Linked DNA regions of Mus musculus: regions 1, 2, 3 and 5 are each linked to region 4. Evidence: chromatin loops called from intact Hi-C (ENCODE). Cell type or tissue: left cerebral cortex. All regions are shown on one strand.

What was found. Peaks named below come from ENCODE experiments on the same cell type or tissue, not always from the same donor. Only the 100,000 strongest peaks of a DNase experiment are listed, where the experiment ranks them.
Region 1: it touches region 4 in a loop (3-fold over the local background); 3 of 42 quality-filtered maps call a loop at or near these places.
Region 2: a loop joins it to region 4, with 2.1 times the contacts of the local background. A loop is called at or near these places in 9 of 42 quality-filtered maps.
Region 3: a loop joins it to region 4, with 2.5 times the contacts of the local background. A loop is called at or near these places in 20 of 42 quality-filtered maps.
Region 5: it touches region 4 in a loop (4-fold over the local background); 31 of 42 quality-filtered maps call a loop at or near these places.

The regions. Positions count from the first base shown.
Region 1 is chr3:103,965,600-103,970,599 of GRCm38, reverse strand. Rsbn1 (rosbin, round spermatid basic protein 1) reads right to left here. Exons shown (of 8, transcript NM_001356556.1): 8 at 3,964-5,000. It overlaps Phtf1 (putative homeodomain transcription factor 1), which reads right to left and starts at 2,342. Exons shown (of 19, transcript NM_013629.2): 1 at 1,813-2,342; 2 at 1,470-1,545; 3 at 790-846. The coding sequence starts at 1,514. It overlaps Phtf1os (putative homeodomain transcription factor 1, opposite strand), which reads left to right and starts at 2,284. Exons shown (of 1, transcript NR_030676.1): 1 at 2,284-5,000. In left cerebral cortex, no CTCF peak of the experiment used is centred here; DNase peaks (open chromatin) are centred at 1,707, 2,020 and 2,255; H3K4me3 peaks cover 2,206 bases; H3K27ac peaks cover 1,705 bases.
Region 2 is chr3:103,911,823-103,916,822 of GRCm38, reverse strand. Ptpn22 (protein tyrosine phosphatase, non-receptor type 22 (lymphoid)) reads right to left here. Exons shown (of 21, transcript NM_008979.2): 21 at 4,571-4,847. The coding sequence ends at 4,783. It overlaps Rsbn1 (rosbin, round spermatid basic protein 1), which reads right to left and starts at 2,703. Exons shown (of 8, transcript NM_001356556.1): 1 at 1,670-2,703. The coding sequence starts at 2,372. In left cerebral cortex, CTCF peaks have their summits at 2,559 and 3,407; DNase peaks (open chromatin) are centred at 1,025, 1,504, 1,734, 2,398 and 1 more place; H3K4me3 peaks cover 3,290 bases; H3K27ac peaks cover 1,978 bases.
Region 3 is chr3:104,102,175-104,107,174 of GRCm38, reverse strand. Magi3 (membrane associated guanylate kinase, WW and PDZ domain containing 3) reads left to right here. Exons shown (of 21, transcript NM_001159354.1): 2 at 1,328-1,444. Among named protein-coding and RNA genes, the nearest start is that of Magi3, 120 kb to the left of the region's middle. In left cerebral cortex, a CTCF peak has its summit at 2,028 (motif pointing right); a DNase peak (open chromatin) is centred at 2,034.
Region 4 is chr3:104,439,900-104,444,899 of GRCm38, reverse strand. No RefSeq gene overlaps it. Among named protein-coding and RNA genes, the nearest start is that of Gm38412, 33 kb to the right of the region's middle. In left cerebral cortex, CTCF peaks have their summits at 2,478 and 2,679 (motif pointing right); a DNase peak (open chromatin) is centred at 2,704; H3K4me3 peaks cover 397 bases; H3K27ac peaks cover 422 bases.
Region 5 is chr3:104,017,763-104,022,762 of GRCm38, reverse strand. It overlaps Magi3 (membrane associated guanylate kinase, WW and PDZ domain containing 3), which reads left to right. Exons shown (of 21, transcript NM_001159354.1): 17 at 886-988; 18 at 1,700-1,826; 19 at 2,342-2,485. Among named protein-coding and RNA genes, the nearest start is that of Phtf1os, 52 kb to the right of the region's middle. In left cerebral cortex, a CTCF peak has its summit at 3,117 (motif pointing left); a DNase peak (open chromatin) is centred at 3,047.

The DNA.
Region 1 (5,000 bases), 470 kb after region 4:
TCAATGACTAATTTGTACAGACACCAGTGTTTCTCTTTCCCATATGATGACTTAGATACTAAAACTTAATCTTCACCTCTACTATTACAAATCAACCAACTGGCATTCCAAATTACACAGCAGTTTTCAGTTATTTGGTGAACATGAAGAAACTGAAAGTGGTGCTCAATCCTAAGGGAACTTACCCTTAGGTAACCTAAAAGACCAAGACGTGCCTCTAAACCAGGAGTTAAACATATATACTATATACATATGTGTCTGTGTGTGTATATATACACATATACATACATATATGTGTGTGTGTGTGTGTATGTATGTATTTATGGGGGGCAAAGACTAGATGTAGGCCAAATATAAATTTTATTTGGCTTGCATAGTATAGTGTTGATAATGATTATGAGGAGGAGGAGAAAGAGGACAAAGAAGACAGAGAAGAAAAAGAAGAAAAAGAAGAAGAGAGGAAGAAGATTACTACCCCCTTATAAATGTGGATATTTCTTTTGTTAAATGTGTTTATTTTCAGCCTCTCTCCAATAAAAGACTAGCAAACTGGATCTGAACTGTCATATGGTAAAAAGCTGACCAGAAATAAGAAGCCACTCTTCAATTTCCCTGGGACATTTGCTGCTGAGGCCACATATCGACTGTCCTCTATCATTACCCATGCGCTGCCGGCTTCCTTGTAAGACTCGGAGGGTAAAAGAATGCATACTTGGTGGATAAATGCAAGTGTGATCCTCTCTTCTCTTTAAAGCAGTAACAAAGCTAGAATCAAAGAAATCAATTTACCTTAATCTGAGTCTGTTCGATTGACTTTTCCCATATCTGCTGATCATATGCTCCAATCTGAAACAAGGAGCAGGCTATTTAAATGATGCAAAGGCAATCTTTGTATCTAAGTCAAACCTCACAAGGCCATGAATCTATTAAATATGGTATCTGGAAAGTGGGTTTCTTACATATTAAGTTCATATTCCCCAGGGATGTTTTAAAAAAAAAGAAAGAAAAAAAAAAAAAGGCTGAATCTAAAAAGTGAAAAAAGCAACCCTCCAAATATTTTACACTAAAGATCACCTAAAATTCCACTCCCTGAAGAAAGCATCAATGGGAATCAGAGAGGAAGAAAAGGTAAGGAGCAGCTCAATCAGACGATAGTAACAATCTGAGCCATGCAGATAAGGATTTCATTCTTGTCTTTATAAAAAAAAAAAAAAATTAAAAGACTGATAATTTGCAAAAGCAAAGCATTGTAGTAGTTCGTGTATGCTGCCTTGAGAAAGGTGACTTACAGCTCACTTCCTAGAACCTAAAACTGTGTTTATAATGACTTTGCACATCATTTTTTATAATTATGTTGAGATGTTATATAAGAACATGTGATATTACCAAACTTAAGGAAAGTTAACAATATTCTTTAAGGGAGTTTTTTGCAGGGAGTATGGTTTACAAACAAAAACTACTGTTGTTACCTTCTTCTGATACCATGATATAGCATCTCTCTCATTTGAGGCCATCTGTGTCTCCAGCCAGAGAAATGGGATCTCACTGAAAACGAAGGAAATATCTCGGTAAGTCCAGTTGTTTCAGGTCATTGTCCCGTTTGGGGGTATGGCTTAAAATCTGCTTCTCTCAGTCTCTCCATTAGCTAGCTGCTCTTACTCAGGGTGTTCGCCAGAAAGAGGTGGGGGGAGGGGGAAATAGGCGAAACAGCATCCGAGAAGCCTCTGCACCACCCAGCACAAGAATGGATGCGGGGACAGCAAGTACCCGAGCTGGCCTCCCGCGCCCTCTGCCTCCCCGCGGCCGGCTCACCTGGTGCCCGCTGCCAGGCAGGCTGCCGGCCGGGCCCCCGCTGCTCAGTGACCCCCGCCGGACCGAGAGGCCGGGGGCGAGGCGGCGGGCCCGGCAGGCCGCATCTTCCCCCAGAGGCCCGGCCGTCCGCCTGGCCGTTACCATGGAGACCGCGGCGGCCAGCCCTGCCCCGGAGGCAGCCCAGCGTCCTGCGCCGGGAGGAGCGCAGCCTGCAGCCACAGACGCCCGACCTAGGCGGCCACAGAACAGGCCATGGGAGAAGCCAGGAGCCAACTGGGGAATGAGCAGAAGGAAGCGGGAAGGGTGCCTTCGCCAGCCACCTCGGCACCCGCAAGGGCTGGGTGCCCGGCTGGAAGCCAGCAGACGGCCCCGGGCCGGAGCAACGGCGCGCGTCCTCCGTGAGGGACGGGCCGCAGCTCCACAAGCTCTCGATGCGATCGGCCGCTTCCGCCTTCCGGCTCCGCCCCCGGCCGCCTTCCCGCCGCTCTGGCTGCCCGGAGGAAGAAGCCGACAGCCGCCTCGCGTGTAACCCTCGACGCTTAACGGAAAGTCACCTCAGAAACGACCCTCCCAGTACCCGTCGGTCCCCGGGAGGCTGGTCCCGATGTTCCAGAGGTTCCTGTGCGGGTCTGTAGCATTTAGCGTGGTGTTTACTTCATGTCCTTGTCTCCTTTGGGGGGACGAGACTAGTGCAGGGCACGAGCCTTCGCTCGAGTTCTCCGTTCTTGTTGGATGGACAAATGTTGGTGAATTTGCGCGGCCTGGAACGCGGACAGGCTGCCTGTGGCCCAGTGGTTCCTCCTTCGGCTCTCGGCAGCTCTGGGACAAAGGCTTTCTGCTGCCCACACAACACTAAGGGGATGCACAGGGCTCGGACTGCACTGGGACTTCCCCCAAATCGGAGAAAATGGCTGTTTATAGTGATTTAAAGAGAGGTCCAGAGAAAGGGCAACTGCACTCTAATGTAAATATAAATATGTATACCCACAGGGTTTCTAAGCTGTTCTTGTCTCTACACATTTGTGTGCACCTTAGTGGTTTGTTTCCAGGGGCCACTGTCTTGAACTTATTAAAAGCTAAGTCCTTTCTTGCCCTAGGCACTAAGCATTTAGTTGATGTAAGGCTAAAAATGGGTAATAGTTACCACTTAGGCAGTCTCCAGCCATTAAAACAGCATCAAATGAAAGTTATCCATACTGTGAAACGACTAAAATGTTAACACCCATAGGAATTATTTTTAAAAATTGCCTCACCCATTGGCAGTGATCCCCACTGTATACCCCTTAACTGTTCAGGGTTAAATAAAAAGCTGTTGAGCCTTAACAGCCCCTTCAGTGCTGCTGGACAGTGGAGCTCAAGGCAACAACCAACTCATTTTGGTAAATGACCTCAAAAAATTACTGTTAAGACCTAAATTTAACACTAATAACAAAAGCATTTGGCTTCATTGCCAAACACACGAGAGGTTTTCTGGGCTGTGGCTGTACTTTGAGGAATAGAATTGGTGGTACAGCTGCAAATTATTTTTCAGGAACCCTGGTAAAAATTTTCAGTGTTTTATTAGGATGCTGCTGTGTAAGGCCAAGCTTTGAACCCCCCAAAAAACATTCAGGCCCCAGCTCCCAGTAATGAACTGTCATTTTAGGAAATTGACTTAACAAGTCTGTTTTCTCACCAGTGTTGTGGAGATAATTAACCCCCTCCTATCTATGAGAACTGATGAAATACTGAGACCCTTCTAAGACCTAAATGCTGTCAGGACAGGCACTTCAACTACAGAGTTCACACAAAACTTAATGAGGAAAGGGATTCTCTTGTCTCCCATACTCCATCCACATCTGAAAAGTAAGCATCTTCATTATTATGCCATGCATCGTCACAAGCCTACGGCTGCTCTAAATGCAGGTAACCAATTTTAAGCAGCAATAAGGACAACTATCACAAATAAAAGCTTCATTTTTCTTCAAAACTAGTTGTACCTCAGTCTGGGTATCTCTGACTTTTTCTTTGGCAAAGAAAAGTCCATGATTTTCTTCTAAAGCTTAAAACTAAAATGGCAAAAAGAAGGTGAGTAGATGGATGCATGTGTGTGTGGAGAAGACTAGTACTCGACAAACAGGGTGCCAGCAATGACAACTCCCATGTGCTATTCATTTTGAAACATCAGTAAAGGACAAATCAGACTTTGTTTATTAAAAAAATACTTTACAGGAAAAAAAAGAAACCTATGCATTCCATTGTCCTACTTTACAAAGAAATAGCTTAACAATTTAACACACTCAGACAGCTACAAAAAAGCACTGTGTTAAAAGAATTATTATTCACACAAATTTGAGATTTAAGACTATCCATTAAAAACCTTTTAAAACACTTGTTAATGTCAATAAACAAACTAAGGCCACACAAACGCAAATAGTCCGCCAGGCAAATTAAACATTTCATCTATATGCAAAGACCTCTTAGATAAATTAAAGCCACAGGAAAAAAAGTCTTAGCTGCCAATCAAAATGAAGTTTAGTCACAGAAAACACTATTACATGAAAATTTACAACGTGTGATAGTATTACATAAGTATTTCTTTAGAGAGAATTGAAAAGTGCTATATTTTAAGAGACGGTGGTCTCAACTACATGCACAAGTGGATCCTAAAAAATGTATGGAGATTTTTTAAATGGAAGGCCATAATGTTTATGGATACTTGCTTTTAAAGCAACAGACTTCCAGGACGAGGATAAGTCCTTTATGCACTTAAGAAAAACACTGGTGATGTGTATCTCCTCTACTTGCATGACCAGTAAATACGGCTACAGACTGTCTTGAAACATGAAACTTAGCACAAATGTGAGCCTCTGGCATGTGCTACTGAAAGGATGAAACAGATTTATTAGAAAAACACAAACTCAGTAATCCTAATTATCTTTAATAGATGCAAATAAATTTAAAAGGCAAATACAGATGAAAATATAATGGGCTAATATTAATGATAAAGGATATATTCACTAGGAACATATTTTCGTGGATTTTGGAGTCTTGTTCCTATATTAACTTTCCTTCTAGACAATATTTATACAGGGGAAAAAAAGCACTAAGCAAAAGTTTCTCAAGTCATTAGGTGAGATCTTTATGCCTGTTAAGACTGATATATCATTTCCTAAAGTTTAGCAAATTATTTAAAATAAGCTCTTTTC
Region 2 (5,000 bases), 530 kb after region 4:
ATAGATATAGAATATTTGCATCATCTGAGAAAATTCTATTCATCAGCATTACAGAATTGGTTTTGATTTTAAAAGAACACGGGGCCTGTACAGTCTTCCGGGGCGCACACTGTGAATTACTACACGTGTCAGCACCACCCTCCCCCATAAAGGGGAACTGAGAGATCTCAGATCATTTCTAGTCAGCTTACTGACTGCCTCTGGAATGAGAATTGTCAAGGCAAAGGAGTGGAGAAAAGGAAGCAAGGGAAAGAAAGCCAAGCAGACTGCCAATAGTGATAAAGCTTTAACTAGCATTTAGGAGTCTCAGCTTTATGCCAAGGACACTAGTATTCTCTCCTACAGCACAAATTTAAAGAAAATGATTATTGAAATGTCCCTGTGGCTGTGTATGGACACACACCAGGGAGTATGAGGAAAAAGGGTAAAAATATAAGCTACTCCAATATGCAATTATTTTGAAAACTGGCATACCAGTCAGTTTGCCACAGTTATACTCCTAAAGATGGTATCTGGATACCACCAAAGAAAAATATAGATGCAGTTCTGTCCAGTGGAAAAGTGAAAACCTATTATTTCACCTAAACATACACACACACACACACACACACACACACACAAACTGGTTAGCATTGTGAGTAAATATATGGGAAAAATCCAAGACACTCGAAATTTTAGAATCAAAGACTAACATGTTAATAACTGGAATTACCCAGTATTCGAACACATTAGTGTGTTAGTATTTACTGATTATGACTATTATAAGTTATAAATATATACAAAGTATAAATATGGCATAACCAAAACCCTGCTTCATTTCTTCCATAAAGAATATAAATACATGCTACAAGTATCTGGCAATAGAAGACACCAATTTTGGCCAACCTAATTCATCTCAAAAGCACTCTTAGTCCTACTTTTTCTATGTGAAAAACCTTTAAAGACTGCTGGAATTGCAGAGATTCTCAAACAGTGCTCTGGCAAAATGAAATGAAACTAGAATCTACATCTGCATCTGCATCCTACTGCACGCTTCCTTCCCTTCAGAGATACGGTTGGTATACTTCCTAGACTCAGAGGGTGATAAAACCTTCCTCGAACCAATCCTAAACCATACTAACAATTAAAAGGGCTAATATTTTTTTTTAAAAAACTATTTTTACTACGTCTAGCTGAAAAATAAACACCGTAAATGATTTTTTTAACCTCGCCGAAGCTAAGGCAACCAGTAGTTGTGTAACCTCTTTAAGAATTCAAACTCAGAGCCCAGAGTCAAACCTGTAAATATGCTGGTGCCAGGAATGAGAAAAACTAAAGATTTCCAAGCAAGAGAACAAGAAGGGACTTTCAGTGACAAGCCTTTACTTCAGAAAGGGAGGTTTTAGTACCCCACCTACTAATCCGATGCCAAGCACTGCGCGGCGCGGAAACCCTGCCGAATTTGAAAATAAATGTTGCAAAGGCTCCGGGGGAACTGCAAACAGGGATGGAAACTGACAGCTCGGCCTCAGAGAGAAGCCTCAAGTAGGTCAAACTGTGGCAACCGCCTGCAATCCCGAGTCCACTCCAGTGGGCTCAGGGGAGTAGAGCGGCGTCTTTCAGTCCTAAAGGGGCGGGATATGGGCACTGAGACCTACAGCCCGAGCCCCAGCGGTTCGCCTGCTCTCACCTCTCTTGGGGGCCTTGATCAGAGGCACCCCTCCGCTCCTTTCGCCGTTTTCCTGCTTGTCCTTGTGCTTGAGATCGCCCGGAACGCAGGCGCCGGGGTCACCATCGGAGCCGCGGTGGTGATGGTGCTTGTGCCGCTCCTTGTGGCCCTTATGCTTGGGCCCGGCCGCGCTCACCGTCAGAGGCGAGAAGGTGAAGAGGGCCGAGGTGCCCGGGGCCGGGAGCGGGGCAGCGACAGTGGGCCCGGCGGGTGCCAGCGACGGTGGCGGCGGAGGCGGCAGGAGCAGAGGTTCAACAGGGCCCGGGACGGTTGGGGCGGCATTCGTTGGAGGCAGCGGCCCGGGATGTTGGCGGCTACGACGCCGCCGATGAGGGGGAGCGAGAGGGGGGTCCTGGCTCGGCCGCCCCCGCTTCTCCTGAGAACCCCCGCTGCTCGCCCGGCGCTGCCGCTTCACTCCCCGCGGCGAAACCCCAACATGGGGTTTCTCCTTCCCTTCTTTGTCCGGCTCCTCCTGCGCCGCCACCGCCCGTACTACGCGAACCGCTCCGACCTGCGCAGCCATTTCACCCACAAACACACATTTAAATGGCCCGACCGCCCCCCCGTCCGCGGTTCGCGCAAGCGCTGCCCGCGCATGGCCCGCTGGGCATTGGAGTCTCTCCCCCACCCTCCACTGATCGGTCGTTCTCGTAGACCTGAACATGCCGGAAACGGCAGTTCCGACACCTCTCCGCAGACCTCGCCAACCGAGCTTCTATTGTAAAGCACCCTGGACGCGCAAGGCCTTGCGGGAGTTGTAGTTCCACCGCCCTTCGCGTTCTTCCCCCTCCCCCTCCGCCCCCACTTTGCTCTCTGAGTGGAGGAGCGGAGGGGAGCGTGCGCCTAGGCACGCTTCGGGGTGCCACGCAACTGCCGCCCTCCGGCGAGTTGCCGCCAACCGCCCTAACCGCCCAAACAATGTTAATAGCTTTCAGAGTCTCGCCGTGTGTTCAGGCGCTCCACTTCCAGTGTTCCTCCTTCATCTTGCCCGGAGGTGGTCTCCATAGTGACTTTTCAATTTCGTATTTCTCCCCATAGCCTTTGTGAGGTAAAAGAATCTCCAGTTTACCCTTGACAAACCAGGAGGAAAAGAATTTCGGAATATGTAAAACGACGGTTTCGCTGTAGAACATTGTAAAGCTGCTATTCAGAAAAGAAAAAAAAAATTTTTTTGAAGCATTTCCTATAGCACTGCTGTGGCGACCGCTGCAGGCTCAAGGCAGGTGCAAATGTTGCCTTAGGCGTTCCCTGAGCGCAGCTCCGCCTTGCCAGAGTCACTTTTCCCTCCAATTCTTGGAAAGGTAGAATCCAGCATTTTTGTTGAACATACAGCTATAGTTAACAACAAAAAAAAATGTCTCGATAGAAATTTTTAATTTTTTTTCAACCCATACATATAAATTTGCAAATGTGAAAAGCGCTGTCAACCTGACACTGTTCGCCAGGAGATGGTGTTTACTCAGAAATCCGTTTTGAGTTTCATTACTTTAGCTTTTTACCTAGAATTGCATTTAAGTCCTTGAGAAAGCTATTTGGAAATAACCGACTACAATGATGTACTAGGCATATAAAAGACACTGTGGTTTAACACCACTAGTTCCCAGAGAAGTAACTTAGGCTGAGTGAACTTCTGTAATAAAAGTTATCGTTTAAAATAGAGAAGTTCTTGAACACCTACTGGGTATACATTGTACTACAATAAACAAGTAACAATACAGGTCAATTTGCCCTAGCATTTGGGTTTCCCAACAAAAAGTATTAAAGCGCAAATAATACTGTTGCTAGGCTGTATTTTCATAAGTAAAAATATTAAACTGATAGGGAAAGTAAAGCCAACCCTTTACAATAATAAAGAGCCATTAAATTATTTACTGTATAAAACTAGATTTGAAATATAATTTACTTAGAAGAATCCATAGTCATATAGAAATACATTTTCAAATCACCAGTACCTTTAAATGGTTGTGAACATAAATTCGTTTTATGTGGACACGTTTATCTATAGGGCCTTTTCTATGAAGAACACACTATCAAAAAAGAAAGTTAAAGTGCTAACAAAAAGTAACCGCTGTTGATTTTTTTTTCTTGAATTGGTAAGTGAATAACTGGGTAAACATACATACAGTTGGACACCTCATAGCAATACAGAAGTGATCACTGCCGTTATTTGTACATCATCTTTCCTTCTTTTACGCAACAATTGGGGAAATTGAGGAGATACACTCCGTTTAGACATTTAGTCATTTTCACAAGCAGTACTGCAAGCACAAAGGAAGGAGTGCTTTGTTTTCTAACTAAAACCTTTAGTCAGTCGTGATGGAGCACGCTTGCAATAGCAGCGGTCTGCAGCTTGGAGAAGGATCAATAGTTTGAGGCCAGCCTAGGGCTGCATAGCAAAATCTATTTTTTAAAGTTATTTTTAATATTAAGGCAGTGTATAAATTTAGTTGAAGGGTCGGAGAGACAACTCAGATGGTGAATTAAGTGCGTTTAACTACTTTTGCAGAGGACCCTGGTTTAGAACCCACGTAGCAAGTCACAACCTGTTATTCCAATTCAAGGGATTTGGTTCTCTCTTCTGGCCTCGATGGGCACTACACACAGGTGCTGTACATACATGCAGGCAAAAACACTTGTATACATAAAAATATTTTAAAGAGAACGTTATGATCAAATTCTTACAATTCTATTGAAATTAATGTTTATGCTGGACTTGTGTGCTTGTTACCACAGCCCTCCAAAGGCTATGGAGGAGGAGACATCATCTCAAAATAAAAATTTATATTTAAAGAAAATTCATATATAGAAAGAAAGTAAAATATAATAACTTTCAAACGTGAAAAGTAAATACACTTTGAAGCATAAACTGAAGTACAAACTTTATTGGCAGTTCCCAGTGAAATATAAGGAATATGAAAATACAAGTTTGCTGGAAGTTTGTCACATATTGCTTTCCTTTTCAAGACTATTGACAAAATATATCCTCATTACTGATATTATTATTATAGCAGTATTCAAGTAGCTTTATCTGCAGGTACAATTTTAACAAATATTCTTATAAATCCAGAGGTGCGTTACATATTCCAAGCTGATGGCGGGTTCCTTGGTCCTTTGGGTTTTGAAAAACGATTTCCGAAACCTGAGGACAAAAATAAAACTGAATGAAGATGGGTATTTTTATACACAGAAATTAATACTTGAATTTTAGAGTATAACATTAAAATTTTAAGCACCCTTTTTGATCAATTTAGTAATAGATTGTGGAGGCATTTTAGTAATTAAAGTTTAAATG
Region 3 (5,000 bases), 340 kb after region 4:
GTTATGTTGCTGTGTAGGTTCTGTGTATTTATATGTAGTAGAAAAGAACAAAAAAAATTAGAGATGCAGTTTTATGGGATAGTAGATAAAAGGATAAACTGATCAATAGTAAGCTTTTGTTATGAAACCTTAATGTGAATATGTTGTTCCAAATAAAACTCAATGTAGTCCACTAGACATGCAGTGGGATAATGTTTGTCTGAGCCTTGATCTTTTCTAATTATCTACAGTCTTGTCTAATAAACAGTGTTTACGCTGCTTTTTCATTTAAACTTAAGTCTTTGTTGCAAATTATAGCTTTGAGATTTCTGCAACCTTCTGTTTACTGTTCCTATTTCCTACTTCCAAAGAAATAACAGAAAACATTTGACTGTCTTACTTATTCACACTGTATTAGGAATCAACAAGTAGACTACTGTTCTGCCAGGGACCAGTTGTGGGTTTGTTTTTTTGTTTTTGTTTTTGTTTTTGTGAAGAATAAATTAAGTAGAATTAGAGCTTGCCAAAGCTGGAACATGTAAGGTCTGCTGCATCCTGAGCATTGTTTTGGATTTTATTTCAAGTGCAATAGAAAGTCATGGGGATGGGGGCATTTTTACACATACTAAATGACCTCATCTGTTTTACATCTCACTCTGGTGACTATGTGAGGGCTAGGAAGAAAGGAGACACAATGAGTAAAGGGAAGCTGATTAGAAGGGTGTTTCCAGATGAGAAATGATGGTGGTAGATTAGATTAGAATGCCATAGATGACAATGGTATATGATTTGAAAGCTGACAAAAATTGTTGATAGGCTTAGAAAACAGAGGTGGAGAGAAATCAAGGATGGCTTTTAGATTTGGGATTGTTCTTCCAGCTGTGGTGCTGCTATGTTCTAAGAGAGAGAAAACTGGAGTAGATGGTGGAAGAGTTTTGTTTTGTCTGTCTGATATTTGAAGTGCTTATCTGATATCTCCAGACATGCCATCTGCAATGTATGAGTGAAGTAGGAGTTAAATAAAGATAGCAGTGATGAACATATGATCTGAATTTGAAGCTTTTAGGATATGATGTTATTTAAAGCCATGAGACTGAATGAAATTACTTTGAATGTTCATTATATTCTCTGTTCTATATGTTCTCCTGTGTCATAAAATATACCCAAATTATATTACAGTCATTTATTTTAATTATAGTACTTATAGTAATTCGGTATTATTTACCTTCTTGTACTGATTTCCATGTCCTGTTATTAACCAAAGGATTTAAAAATATTTGATTACTATTTTATATATTTTAATGAATATCTCATATATTTTGGGTTTTTTCCTCTCTCTTTTTTGTAGGCAAAGTTATAAATAAAGATTTGCGACACTACCTGAGTCTTCAGTTTCAGAAAGGATCAATTGACCACAAACTACAGCAAGTCATCAGAGATAATCTCTATTTGAGAACCATCCCATGTAAGTGCATGTTGGCATAGAGAAATGAAACTTAATTAAATATCTAGAAATAATTTAGTGAAGTGTTTTTTTAAAAAGATTTGAGCAATGGTAGAAGTACTGGCTGCCATGTCTGAGCATGCTTTTCATAACCCACCTAGTAGAACTAGAGAACAAACTCCCACAAGCCGTCCTCTGACTTCCACACTTTTTGTGTGCACATGTACAAACACACAAACACTCATGCATGCACACACACGCACAAGCAACACACATGTACTCATATTCTCCTGCATTGAGGTACATGAACATGCTTACAAATATAAAAATATGTATTTTTGTATGAAATTGTGAAGATTATGTTGGGGACATGAATGAAACAAAATTGAATGTGAAGAAAATTCTCCTGAAGCTTGTATGTGTTCAGTTCTAAGTACAAAAAAATTGAAGCCTCCATATTGTGACTTCTAACAAAGTGAGGACTACAATTTAAAAATATGTACTTACCTGTTCTGTTGAAAATGTTTAATTTTCTATTATTTTATATGCATGAATTTTTTCCTGCATGTGTGTCTGAGCATCACATGCATGCAGTGACCTCTGAGGCCAGAAGAGGGCATCAGATCTCTTGGGAGTAGCATTATAAATGGCTGTGAACTAGGCATGTCATGTGTGTGCTGGGGCTCAAACTTGGATCCAGGGGAGGACAGCCAATGCTCGTCATTGCTACAGCTCCTGTTTACCTGTTCTTAACTAGATTTTATTCCAAAAAGTAAAATTTGAAAGCTAATGCCTTATGCACTAAAACCAAGTAATTCAAACATTACTGACTATAAAATCTACCCCTTTCCCAGTGAGGAAAGGAAAGCAAGTATTTCCTTCTGTGTATAATCTATTTTGAATTTTTATTTAGTTATAGGTCTTAGTACAGAATCTGGATATTGATGTACTGGCGGGCTTTGTTGTTGAGAAATCATACATACTGAGTTTTGGCTTTAGTTAGTATGGGCTGGGGAAGAATAAAAAGCAGCAAACAAACAAACACATATAAATGCATTCTTTTAGTTACATTTAGTATCTTAGTTACATTCCCTGCTGTGAAGAGACATGATCAAGGCAACTTATGCAAGAAAACTTTTCATTGGGGGTTACTTACTGTTTCAGAGTTAGTCTGTGACCATCATAGAGGGAGGAGGCATGGTGCTGGATCAGTAGCTAAGAGCTTATATGTATCCACAAATTAGAGGTGGAGGGGAAGGGGAGAGGGAGAGCACGCAAGAATTGTCTGAATAACCTGGGCTTTTTGAATCACCAAACCCCCTCCCTATGACACACTTTCTCAACAAGGCCACACCTCTTAATTCTTCCCTAAAGTTCCACCAGCTGGACACCAAGCAGTGAAGTACAGCGCCCTATGGGACCATTCTCACTCAAACCACTACACTTTTCCTTTTCAATTTATTTGTAGATCCTTTTGGATACTACCTTTCATTCTGCAGTTCTTGGTTGCCTTTCTTTGTTTACTCTTACATAATGACCAGTCTCTCACCAAATCATTGTGGTTTCAAAATTACAGTTCCTCTATACTTAGGTCCTTTCCCTGCTTAGCTTATTTTCCCTTCTCCTTCAGTGTCCCTCCATCCCTCCCAACAAAGAGCATTACATAGACATAAAGAGTGAAATAACAGAATTTAGAACCTTGACTTACCACCAATCCCCATGCTTTCTTCTATTCCTCCTTCTTTTTCTTTTCTTTCTTCTTCTTTCTTCATTCTTCCTTCTCCTTCTTGTCCTCCTTCTCCTCTTCTTCTCTAATTATGATTGCTCAAAGCTTGTTCTATGCTAGGTTTCCCAAGAAAAGTTTTTAGCGGTTGTGGCTTTTGTACTTTGTTCATTTGGATAGATATTAAATTTGGCATCTTATTTTCTTTCCTCAACTATGTTAACCATAGCAAGCAGTTATCCAATTGGTTCCTGGCACAAAACCTTGCTTAAAAAGATTTTTATAGCAATCTGATTTTCATTACCTCTTAAGTAACTTAACTTACCATTATGTCTGATGAACAACTCAGGATAGCATTTTATTTATTTTATAACATCACTTTATTAAAACTCATAAATAAACATATCATACAGCCAGATTAACATAGCCACTCAAACACTTGCCCAGTCCCTAACTTAATGTGTGTCAATAACTTGGCTCAGTTAGGATAGCCATCCTACAGCCATGGAGCTTTGTTAGAGTTTACACACTTCTACTCAACTGCAGCTGTATTCAGTGACCCACCACACAAAGGAAGAAACACAACAGAGTTGAAACTGTAAACACAATTGGCTTTCCATCCTCCATCAGGATGCACGTGTCTTTTTAATTGCATTCCACCTTTCCTCATCATCTAATATTATTTTTTTCTCTTCTCTCTACTTAAAAAAGAGTATTATAAAAAACTTGAAAAACAAATCATTCACCCAAATTAACCAGGCCCAGAGTCTGTACATTTCAGTGAACTTCTAAACAGTTTGAATAGCCATTTGGAATGGAAGCTGTGTAGCTCCAAACTGTATTTACACTTTCACTGTTGGAATATATTTTATGCACTTACCCACCACAAAACTCACAAGAGAACAGAAAGGCTAAATGTTAGGAATGAGGAAGGAATGCACTCAGCTAATGGACACCAGTTATAAAGGAGGCTACACAGCTAATTATCGTTTCTACTTCTAACTCTGTCGAGTACTTCTCAGGATAATGCTTTTAAGTTTTATAGATGTCGAGTTCTCTCTTACCTTGATAAAATACATTATGGAAAAATAAAGATGTACTTCTAAGACTGTCTTCCTTACTGTCCTCTGCCCCATCTCATTTGTTGCCTTTTAGTTTGCTTTATTATCTCGGGTTTGCATTTCTCCATACTTTGGTATTTTGTCCTAGAAAGAACCTACAATCTAAATAGTTTTAGTCCATAGAATGCAAGGAGTTGCAGCCTTTCAGATCTTAATAGGACTTCTTAGCCTGCTTACAAACTGAAATGTCTAAAAATTCCTTCCTGAACCTGGAAACAATGATACATTAGTAGCATTTAGCAAACTGAATGGTCACATCTGTTCTTTAAATACCCTTCTTACTAAAAGATTCCAGATCTGTGTGGAGAAAATTCTGATAACGGGTCTGAGACAATAAAAGTATAAATGAGTCTAAATATCTGGTTGTACTAGAAAGCATATAAATGCATAAAACATTATGCAGACATACCATAATTACACAGAAGCCACAAAGAGGAATTTACTGACTAAAACCTGAGATCATTAGAAGAAGAGAGGTATAGGCAGGTCGAAGCATGGTGTGCAAACAGACAGGCATTCTTGTGGGAGATGCTGGACTATATAGTTCAACAGCATCATGGTCCTTCAGAGAGGAAGAGACTGTGCTATAAGGTATTTTCTATACCCCAGCATCAAGGAGAGCAGGGCAGAATATGGCCGGCCCTGAGCAGCGATAATAGAAATATAGATTCAAGAAGTCTGAAGTATCTGGAGAACTCTTTGGAAACTATAGAGTTAACCATTCCCAATGGTT
Region 4 (5,000 bases):
GGATTTGGCTTGGAAACAAGACACTCTTCAAGAAATAAAGAGTGCACTGGCCCACGAGTCAGTGGGACTGAGGTTCTGACATAGACCCACATACTGCGATCTTGGTAAGCTGTTGACTGGAGAGTCTGGGTGGCACCCTTGATATTTAAGAAGCAGGCACGCATCCTGACTTAGGAACCCTTTCAGCTTTGGAGTCCTATAGATCGTCTCAAGCACACTGAGCCATTCTCAACTTAGTCTCTAATGTCCTTGTCCCGTCTAATGTTTTGTCCTGTCCTCCCTCCTCCTCCCAGTTTTTTCCAGTGGTTCTTAACTCCCTGGAAAGGCTCTTTTAAAGAACAATAATTACAAATGCACATATGGAATTTTAAAGAGGACAGAGATCTCAGCTGCTTTAAATGAGGATATGGGAAGTGAAGGGTTGAGACTTTTTGAGCCCTCTACAAAATGCAATGTGTGTTGAGACTACCAGTGGGCATCATTTCTGACTGAAGATCCTCTTTAGCCCAGACATTCCCCTATGTAGTCCAGCCCCCATGACTGCATATGAACTCCCGCAGTGCTCCGTGGCAAACTGAACTGCTTCTCAGAATATTCTCTTCAGTACGTAGCATGCTGGCTTTGTTCCAAGGTGGCATCTTGGAAGACCACAGATATTCTGGAGCCAGAATGCTTGAGTTCACATCATGGCTACTGGTATTTTAGGCTAAATTACTAAATTTCTTTTAACCTTTGTTTTCTTTTCTGCAGGACAGTAATGATAACCCTCATTCTACAAGGTCACTGTGGACACCAATGAACTCATTTCTACTAGGATAGCAAACACATTGGCATTTTGTTGGTTTGTTTGTGTGTTTGTCTAGTAGGATCTTAGCAGTCCAGGTTGCCTTGCATTCACAATTTTCCCTCCTCAGGCTTACAATCATGTGCTACTATACCCTAGCTCAGCTTTTGTAAGTCTAATTTTGGAGGGGAGAGGGTTCGTGGATAAATGACATTGTTTTCTTTGTGTTCTTCACCCAACCAGTAGGCTACATGTTGTTCCCCAGGTGGGTGGGTGACCGTTTTATCTTATAATAAGTTCAACCATGACTCTTGTTGGAACTGTTGGTCTGGAGAGTAACAGCAGCGACTGCATTAAGATGTGGGCACCTTTGTGGGCACCCAGGCACTGCATACTGCTGCTCTGATAACCAGAGCTTGCCTTGGTTCATGGCTTGTTCTCTGGTTGTGCTTGGGTATCACCCATCTGTATGCCTTCTTTGAGAACTGTCTGCCCAGTCGGTTAGCTTGTTTTCTGCTGGGTGATCTGTTTTCCTGGTGTTTAATTTGCCCAGTTCTGTATATATAAAGATGTGTAGCAGGCAAAGATTTTCTTACCATTCTCTAGGCGCTGGTGCTTGTTTTCTTTGCTGGACAGGAACGTCTTAGTTTCCTATACGTCTAGTTGTTGGTTGTTGGCAATGTGTGCTGTACAGTTGGAGCACTGTTGAGAAAGTTTCTTCTATGCCTGTGTCCTGAAGTGTTTTGCTTCAGGTCTGGCTCTAAGATCCACTTTGAGTTGATTTTGCACAGGGTTGGAGACGGGGGTCTTAGTCTTTCCTCTCCTTGTGGAAATCGTTTTCTCAGCACAGGTGTTTAGAGGTCTCTTTCCTCCAGTGTATGTTTTTGATACCTTTGTCCAAAGATAGAGAACTGTAGCTTTGTGGGGTGACTTCTGGGACCTCTGTTTGAGCCCCTTGATTGCCAGGGCCACTTTTTGAGCTAGTAACATGCTGTTTTTGTTACCATGATGCTGTAATATGGTTTGATATGGAATATTCCTGATAACTCTAGCATTTTCCACTTTCTGATAAGGATTTGCTTGAGATGTCAGGGTCTTTTGTCCTTGTAGGAAGCTAAACTGCTGGCCTACCAAAAGAATAAGTATAAAATTCTGAAAAAGAAAGCCCCCCCTTTCTCTGTGTTGTTTTGCTTGCTTGGTTACTTGCCTCCCTACCCAAAACAAAAAACAAACAAAACAAAACAAAAAAAAAAACCAAAAAACAAAAAAGGCAAAACAAGACAAAACCTTTCTCAGTTTGGAAGCCTGGTCCCCTTTTCTTTATGTTGAATACTCCCTATTTCCTGGGTCCATCTAGCTTAGAATTTCTTCAGGCTAAAATAACTTGGAGCTCAATTTAAACAATTATTTTTGTAGTCCCCGCCCCCCCCCCCCCCCCAGCCCCCAGCTACTTGTTGAGTAATCCAGGGTGTGTGTTCATGCCCAGGGCCAGGCAGCTGATTAAAAAACCTCTGCAGCATCCCAGGCTCTCCCGAGAAGGGGCCGGCTCACTGCCAAGCTCTCTACACAAGTTAGTCTAACCTGAATTTTGCAGTAGGGGGATGAAGAGGTTGGAATCCGAGATGCAGGGCAAACTGCAGTTTTCCCCTCACGTGTGCTCTTCAGATCCAGATATTAGAATTTAAGAAAGGCAGTGACAAGATCACTGTGGCTCTAATCCTGTCCCTTTAAGAAGCCTGTCATTTAACTCTTGAATACCCCATCAGCAATAGATAAAGGGCGGGTGAAGAAACTGTTGAGGCTCTTTCAAAAGGCGCCTTTTTGTTCCAAGGCATCTTCTTGTTTCCTTCTGTGGAGGCTCTACTACACAGCGGTTTGAACGAGAACTGGCCTCCAGGTGGCGCTTCAGCACAGAGAATGGCGGCAGAGGGCGCTACCCAGGCCACCATTGCTCAGGGATACCCTTACGTAAGGGGATTCACAGGAAATCCGGCTTCTCCGGTTGCACAATGGCGAGAGGCCTGGCCTTTGTCATGGCTCAGGCTGTAACTCAAAATCTGTACGGGGCGGTGCATGGCTCAAAAGTTCTAGAACGCTGCCAGGATGAAGCCCAGGGCAGCTTGGCCTGTTGGGAGGGAGAGGCCAGAGCTCCAGGCTTTGTCCTCGGAGGCCGGAGTCTTGTTCTGGGCTCCTAGCCCAGGATGAGCTCGCAGCTTGGCCCTCAGAGGTCTTCATTTTGATCCAAGGCTGCAGTCTTGCCCGTGTCCTCTCTCTTCCTTGAATCGTTTCCCTTCCCCCTCCTCTTCTCACCCTCTCTCCACACCCCATTCTCACCTTATGCTTTTTTACAAATTGATTGTCCTGTGTGATCTCATTTGCAGCTCCCACTTCCAGGGTAAAGGAGCAGGTTTGGGGCCATCCCTCAGTCCACGGAGAAGGTCCCTCCCATGCTTGTCACCACTAGCAAATACTGAGCGGCTTGGGCAAACATTGAATTCAACTTGGTGGTTCGAGAGCTTGGCACTGAGGAGTGCTCAGAACCATTTCCAGCATGAAGAAATATTTACAGACGGAAGCTGGGTGGAAGAGCAGTGTGTCCCAGGACTGCATTCTAGAGGTCAGGACCCCAGATACTAGAGCCACCGCGAAGCACTAGTTACAGCAGTTAATGTCTAAAGGGAGAAGAACAGCGGCACGCAGAAACCCGGGGACCCAGTCTCGGTGCTTGGCAGACACTATGAAACTTCTCCAGGTTCGGCCCTGGAGTACCTGTCTATAAGGGGACAAGTGACAATATGGTCGAAACAGAATGAATGGTGTGTATGAGAGCTCGTTTAAAGCATGGGGTGGATAGGCATTCTGACTTATCAAAAGCCGCCTTTCCTCACTGAGAATGCCCTGGGGCAGGGAGTGTCCTTGTAGCTTTTACCTATTCTGCCCCCATTGGATATCCGGCCAGCCCTTTCCTTGGTTTTTGTTTGAATGTGCGTGCTTCAGGCATTTGGGACTTGAGGCAGACTGACTAACTCGGTTCCAGTCCCAACTCTACCTTTTACTTGCTGGCTGGTGCTGCATGGGTCATTTAGCCCCTTTATGCCTGCTTCATATCTGTTTGAGTGGTAATATGATAACAACAGTATTAACTACAATTTTAGGAGCTGATACACAGACAAATGTGTGTGTGCGCGCAGGCGACCACTGAGGCCCCTCCCCATGTCTCAGCTGTCTCTCTCTAGTTATCCTGTACTGGAGAACTGGTTTGGTTCACACTGGGGTGGGTGTGGGGGGGTCTCATCAAAATTGTGTAAGATTCCCTCAGATCAGCTGCCAGACTCTTGGCTCTCTCCCATTCAGTTACAACGTTCTCATGGTCTAAGTGAGAGAGGAAACCACTAGAAACAGATGGGTTTTGTGTTGTTTTTCTGACAGAGGCACTGGCATCTTCATCTTCAGCCTCTCCAGGGGTCCAGCGGAGTTACTATAGTGTATGGCAGTTGTTCCGTACAAACTCGAGGCAGACAGGAAGGAAGGGACCTTGCGGATGATCACACTAATTAGTACAGAGTAGGTTATCTGGACAAGAGCCTGTGGAATGCAGAGCTATCCCTTAAGTCTTCTGACTAAGCATGGAAATCACCAAGGAAATGTGATCAGCCTGCAACAGAAAGGGGTGGGTAGGAGAGAAGAAACCATAGCTTCGTGCTATCAGCCAGAAGCATCGTTTTCCATCGCTCAGGGTTCCATCGCTCAGGCCAGGTTGAAAACCTTGCCTCTGTTCAGGGTCTCCAGTTGCTGCCTGCCCAGGAGTCATGTTCTGTGGAGGAGTTCATCATTTGTTTCATAGCCTCTTAGGTACCTTTCCTTATGGCTCAAGACCAGCCGGCTCACTGGGTCTATGTGCAGGACTGAGGAGGAGAAAACAGAGCTGGAGAGAACGGGCTTCAGAATGCTCTCCCCACCCCACCCCACCCCCGTCCTGGTTTATATAGCTCAGGTGGGTGGGGAACTTGCTATGTAGCTCAAGATGACCTTGACCTGATCTTCCCGCCTTCACTTCCCAGTACTGAGATTCTAGCTCTGCAGGCTCCACACTTGTTTTATGTGGTGCTGAGGATCGAACCCAGGACATTGTGCATGTTAGTTAGGCCAGCACTCTTACCAACTGAGCCACTTTCAGCCCTTTAGGGTAGGTGCTTTTGTTTTGTTTTGGTTTGGT
Region 5 (5,000 bases), 420 kb after region 4:
ATCCTCTGGATCTTACAAACTCTCCACCCCCTTTCCACAATGTTCTCTGAGTCTTTGGTGAGAGGATGTTTTGTAGATGCATCCACAGGTGCTGGGCTCCACAGCTCTGCATTTTGATTGATTGTGGTTTACTGTGGTTGTAGTGGCCTCCATTTGTTGCAAAGAGACATTTCTTTGATGAGGTGTAAAGACTATATTTATCTGTGGGTATAAGGACAAATGTTTAGATGATTGTTGGTGATTGTTCTGATTTAGTAAATCAATGACTGTAGATTCTTCTTAATAACCCTGACTTCAATAGCACAGAGTAGTTAGCTAGGTTTCTAGTACAACGCATGGTTTCCTTTCCCTCTTGCTGAATGGGTTTTACAGTCCAATCATTCACACTCACACACACACACACACAACTCTCTGGATGACTTTGTGATCTTTGATGCTAAGTGCCAGGCAGAATAACTTCCTCTGTAGAAATGCAAGTTCCAGATGTGTACAGTTTGCAGGGTGGCCTCGTGCTCCAACATCCTGAGACTTAGAACTGTCAGGAAGGAAAACCGTCTGTGCTCTGGAGACCTAGAACTGAGTAGCCTCGAGCTCTGTCCTCTACACAGATATGACTGACGTGTGTGGTTCTGGTTTCCACGGTATGGAAAAGACAGGGGTGAAAATGTGAAATAAAAAATGGCTGCTGTTCTCTTAAAACATAAATGTTACTTAAAGCCAGAGGAGGAGAGTATCACTGTTCCAATTCCAAAAAATAACAGTGCAGTTCTGTGGAAGCCCTAAAGATGGGAACTGTAACCATCACTGTTGTTTACTTTAAGATCCACTTGGTCTTCATGTTTTCATGTACAGATTCTGATTTCTGTTGTTTTTTCACTTAAACAGAGCATCATGGTCCACCATCAGGAACAAACTCAGCCAGGCAGAGCCCAGCACTACAGCACAGGCCCATGGGACAAGCACAAGCCAACCACATACCTGGGGACAGGTGTGGCTATTCTCAGGTTTTGGGTTTTCTCATCTTCCTGCTTTTCACTATCCCACTCCCAGGCAGTAATGCACAAGCCAGATAGCCAAGTCTGGAAGAAAGCTGTTGGGTATCTCATCCTCGCGGTCCTTCCCAGTGCCTGCCGCCCTTTCACACCCTCACCCCACTTCCCAGCCTCCATGCTAGGCACAAAGGTGATAGGCAGCCCTGAGGCAGCACCTAGCCTACTTCTCTGGTAAGACTTTAGTAGGGGAGCCCAGCCCCACCTGAGTCAGTCTTCTCAAACTGCCTTACACTTGGGCAGTAATTTGAAGATATTTTTCCTCTGTTAAAAATATTATTCATAAAAGAAAACTAGGTTCCCAGAAATTCAGCATCTTCCCAGGCCTTGGGGCTTCGGAAGGTCCATTTCTCATGGTGACAAGGTCACAGTGTCTGCCCCCAGTTCAGTTATTTTTGAGTGCAGCTTTCTTTGAGAGCAACTCCATTAAATTCCACTGAAGGAAGGGGATGGGGTTCAGTGTTTAACCGACCCTGGAGAGAAGGAGCAGTCTTTTTTCCTAGCAATTCGGGTTCTAGAGATAGTCTGTTTACAGCAGCTTGTCAGGATAGAGGATGGTAAGGCTCAGCCTTGAGAGGAGTTGATCTGCTTTTCTTTTCAGACTGTTTCTCATTTTCTCAGTGCAGAACATAACTTGGTTTCTCTCACAGAATTGCCCTAGAAGGTGAAATTGGGAGAGATGTCTGCAGTTCTTACAGACATTCCTGGTCTGACCATAAGCACCTTGCACAGCCTGACACTGCAGTGATTTCAGTTGTGGGCAGTCGGCACAATCAGGTAAACACAGACACCCTGATGTTGATTTTTTGGGTTGCTGAATCACTGAACATTGGTGTTTTGTTGCGAATCTGTTCGGATACATTTGCTTCCAAAATTACTAATTTTTACAGGACTGGTAATGTGGTTGTCATTCACTACACCATACAAACAGAGAAGTCAGAATCGAGGTTAAGTATGCACAAGTGCATAGTTGTAGCTAATTAAATGGGGGGAGCTTTTGCTTGCTTTTCAGGAAAATTTGTAAAAAATCTCCGTAAAGTGGGTACTTTCAAAAATTCTGTTCTCTTAATTGTTCTGCTGAACATTGACTGACTATAAGAAGGCATAATCTTCAAATGAATCTATTTGAATTTATGACAGTTAAGTAGCAGCCCCAGCTAGCATTCCTTTCTTGCCACTTAGAACTGTATCAAGAGTATACACTATTTCCCTCAGCTATAAAGCAGATTCTCTTCAGGACACATCAGAAGCAGTGCGTGAGAGCACTCTGTCATGATGCTTCCTTCCCCCAGAGCCTTGGCTGTTACCCTGTGGAGCTGGAGAGAGGCCCTCGAGGCTTTGGGTTCAGCCTCCGCGGAGGGAAGGAGTACAACATGGGGCTGTTCATCCTGCGCCTGGCCGAGGACGGGCCCGCCATCAAAGACGGCAGGATTCACGTGAGTTGACCTTTGTTTGCAACCTCTGCTTCTGCCTCTAGGCTGGAAAGTTCTAGAAGGAACTGCTTTAGAGGGAATGCAGAAACCCCTTACACAGGAAACGGGTTTCTGCAGCCGCATGCCACCATTGTGCTTCCCCAGCTAGCCAGGGTTCAGAGCCTGATGGCTTCTCTGTGTCCAGAAGAGCAGTCAGTGCAGGGCCGATGGGTCGGTAAATCAAATCTCTTCCATCTTAGTACAGGTCCTGAGACAGCAGGATAAAACGACTTTTATTTTACATTTTCTTCTAAGACATAATAAGCCCAGGGAGGTTTTCTACTTAGATCCCTACAGAGGCAGAAGCCTCTGGCCCTGCCACCCGTTACAGTTATTAGAAAGACGAGCGTTCACTCTGTGCTGTTCCGTCACAGACTTTCTCAACCTTACAACACTAGTGCTCAACTTTTCAAACATATTTTTACCGTTTTATTAACATTGTTATAGTAACTGAAAATCACAGCAAAAATGGTCCCTTGCCTCTGCCGAGAGAAGTGTTCCCTTTGGTTTCTACAGAGCCCTGCCAGCCTAACAGAAACCCAAAGTTCCACTTCCCTTGCCTTCCCATTTTATTTTAAAGGTAAAAATGACACCTGGTGGCGAGCCTGTTCAATTACATGTTTTATTTACATTGTATTTATATTAAAATATATAGGTTTGTGGCTATAAGAGAAAGAGTGTGACTGAAACTATGCTCTCTCTCCCAGGATGAACCAGCCATGCTCACACTGATTTTCATTTCTGTCGGAATTACTTTCCTACTTTGTTGTTCATAATTCCTCAGGGAAATGATTCTTTTATCACCTACCAAAGGGGCTTTTTTCCCACTTATTTTGGACAATAAGGGCTTTGTTAATTACCTTTCTTACTATCTCCTGACCTGTAATCTTTATTGTCTTACTCTGCTTGTTTTTTTTTTCACTTTACATAATTGTTTTTGTCTGCTTGTTACCATTACTGAATACCTGAGACTGGGAAATCTATAAAGAGAAGAAATGTAATTCTTACACGTCTGGATCCTGTGAAGAAATCCCAGGCCAGGACAGTCTAGATGGTGGAGAACTCTAGTCCTATGGCAGGGAGACAGAGAATGCCTACGAGATGGGAGCTCACTTTTAAAACAACAGAACCCCAACATCTGGCATAAAAGATTGTTTCCAACAGTATTTCCAACCAGCACTTATCTGTGGCTGGTGTGTAGTCATATTGCATAGCACTGACTCTCCCACAACCCTAGGAGGTAGGACTCTGGTTTTCATATAACAGGTGAAGAAAATGAGAGACTGCTGATCTAGAAAAAAGTAAAGCCACATACCTGGACCCCACAGTACAGCTTCCTGTCTCGTCAATAGATAGAAAGCATTAGTTTTGATATGGGGGGGGGGGTTGGATTTTTGTGTTTTATGGTGTTTTGCCCAAATGTATGTATGTATGTATGTATGTATGTATGTATGTATGTACATACACATGTACGTATTTATCTGGCCCACAGAGGCCAGAAAGATGTGTCTGGTCCTCAGGAACTGGCATTAAAGAAGGCTGTGAGCTGCTATGTAGGTGCTGGAAATTGAACCCAGGTCCTCTGGAAAAGCAGCAGTGATGTAATTGCTGAGCAGTCTCTCCGGCCCATCCCCATCATCTCCTTACTGAGTCTCTGCTGTCACATTACGTACACATTATCTGAGTATCTTACAAATATTTGGGGTTTTAATATTCAGTAATATCTCACTGTTTGAAGTCAATAAATACCCTCAGTTACATGTCACCTTGATACGGATCTCAAAACCAACATCTTTATTCACGTTTCTTACTGTTAGATTTCAGCATATTTTTTATTTTCCTTTAAAATAGACACTTCTGGTAAATGACAACAGCACTGTGGTATCTTATTCCAAGTCCTAGCTTTCTGTTTTCCAGGAAAATGATTTTATATTTGTTACTATATACAATCCAATAATTGGTTTAAATAAGTGTTCATATTAATGTATTTTTTTTCTTTAAAATTTAATCTCTAAGTTATATCATTTAGCTAAAGCCTCACTCATGTATAGGATATGCTGGCAATACAAAAGATGGCCACTGTCTCGGGAAAGCTTCAGTGACGAGCAGCCATCTGCACCAGCTTTAGAAAACTAAGTCAGGATTAGCTCTTGCTTGAAAGCACCCTTACAGATTGTTACGTAGGTGCCACTCTGCAGGGTTACTTAGGGCTATTCATAAATGTCATCTTTTCTAGGGCTTAACTTTTGGGAAAAAAAAACAAATAAACAAAAACAAAAACCTAGATTTTTTATTATTTATTTATTTTACAATACTAGGGATCAGTCTCAGGGCCTTACAGATGTGGGAAAATGTGAATTTAATGCTTGATTTCAAATGCTCAGATACTGACTGGTAGCCACATAAAACTTGCTCATGCAGAATTTTTATCAAGTAAATAAAATCATGCATTGTGTTCCCATCAGCTGTCACTAAGATA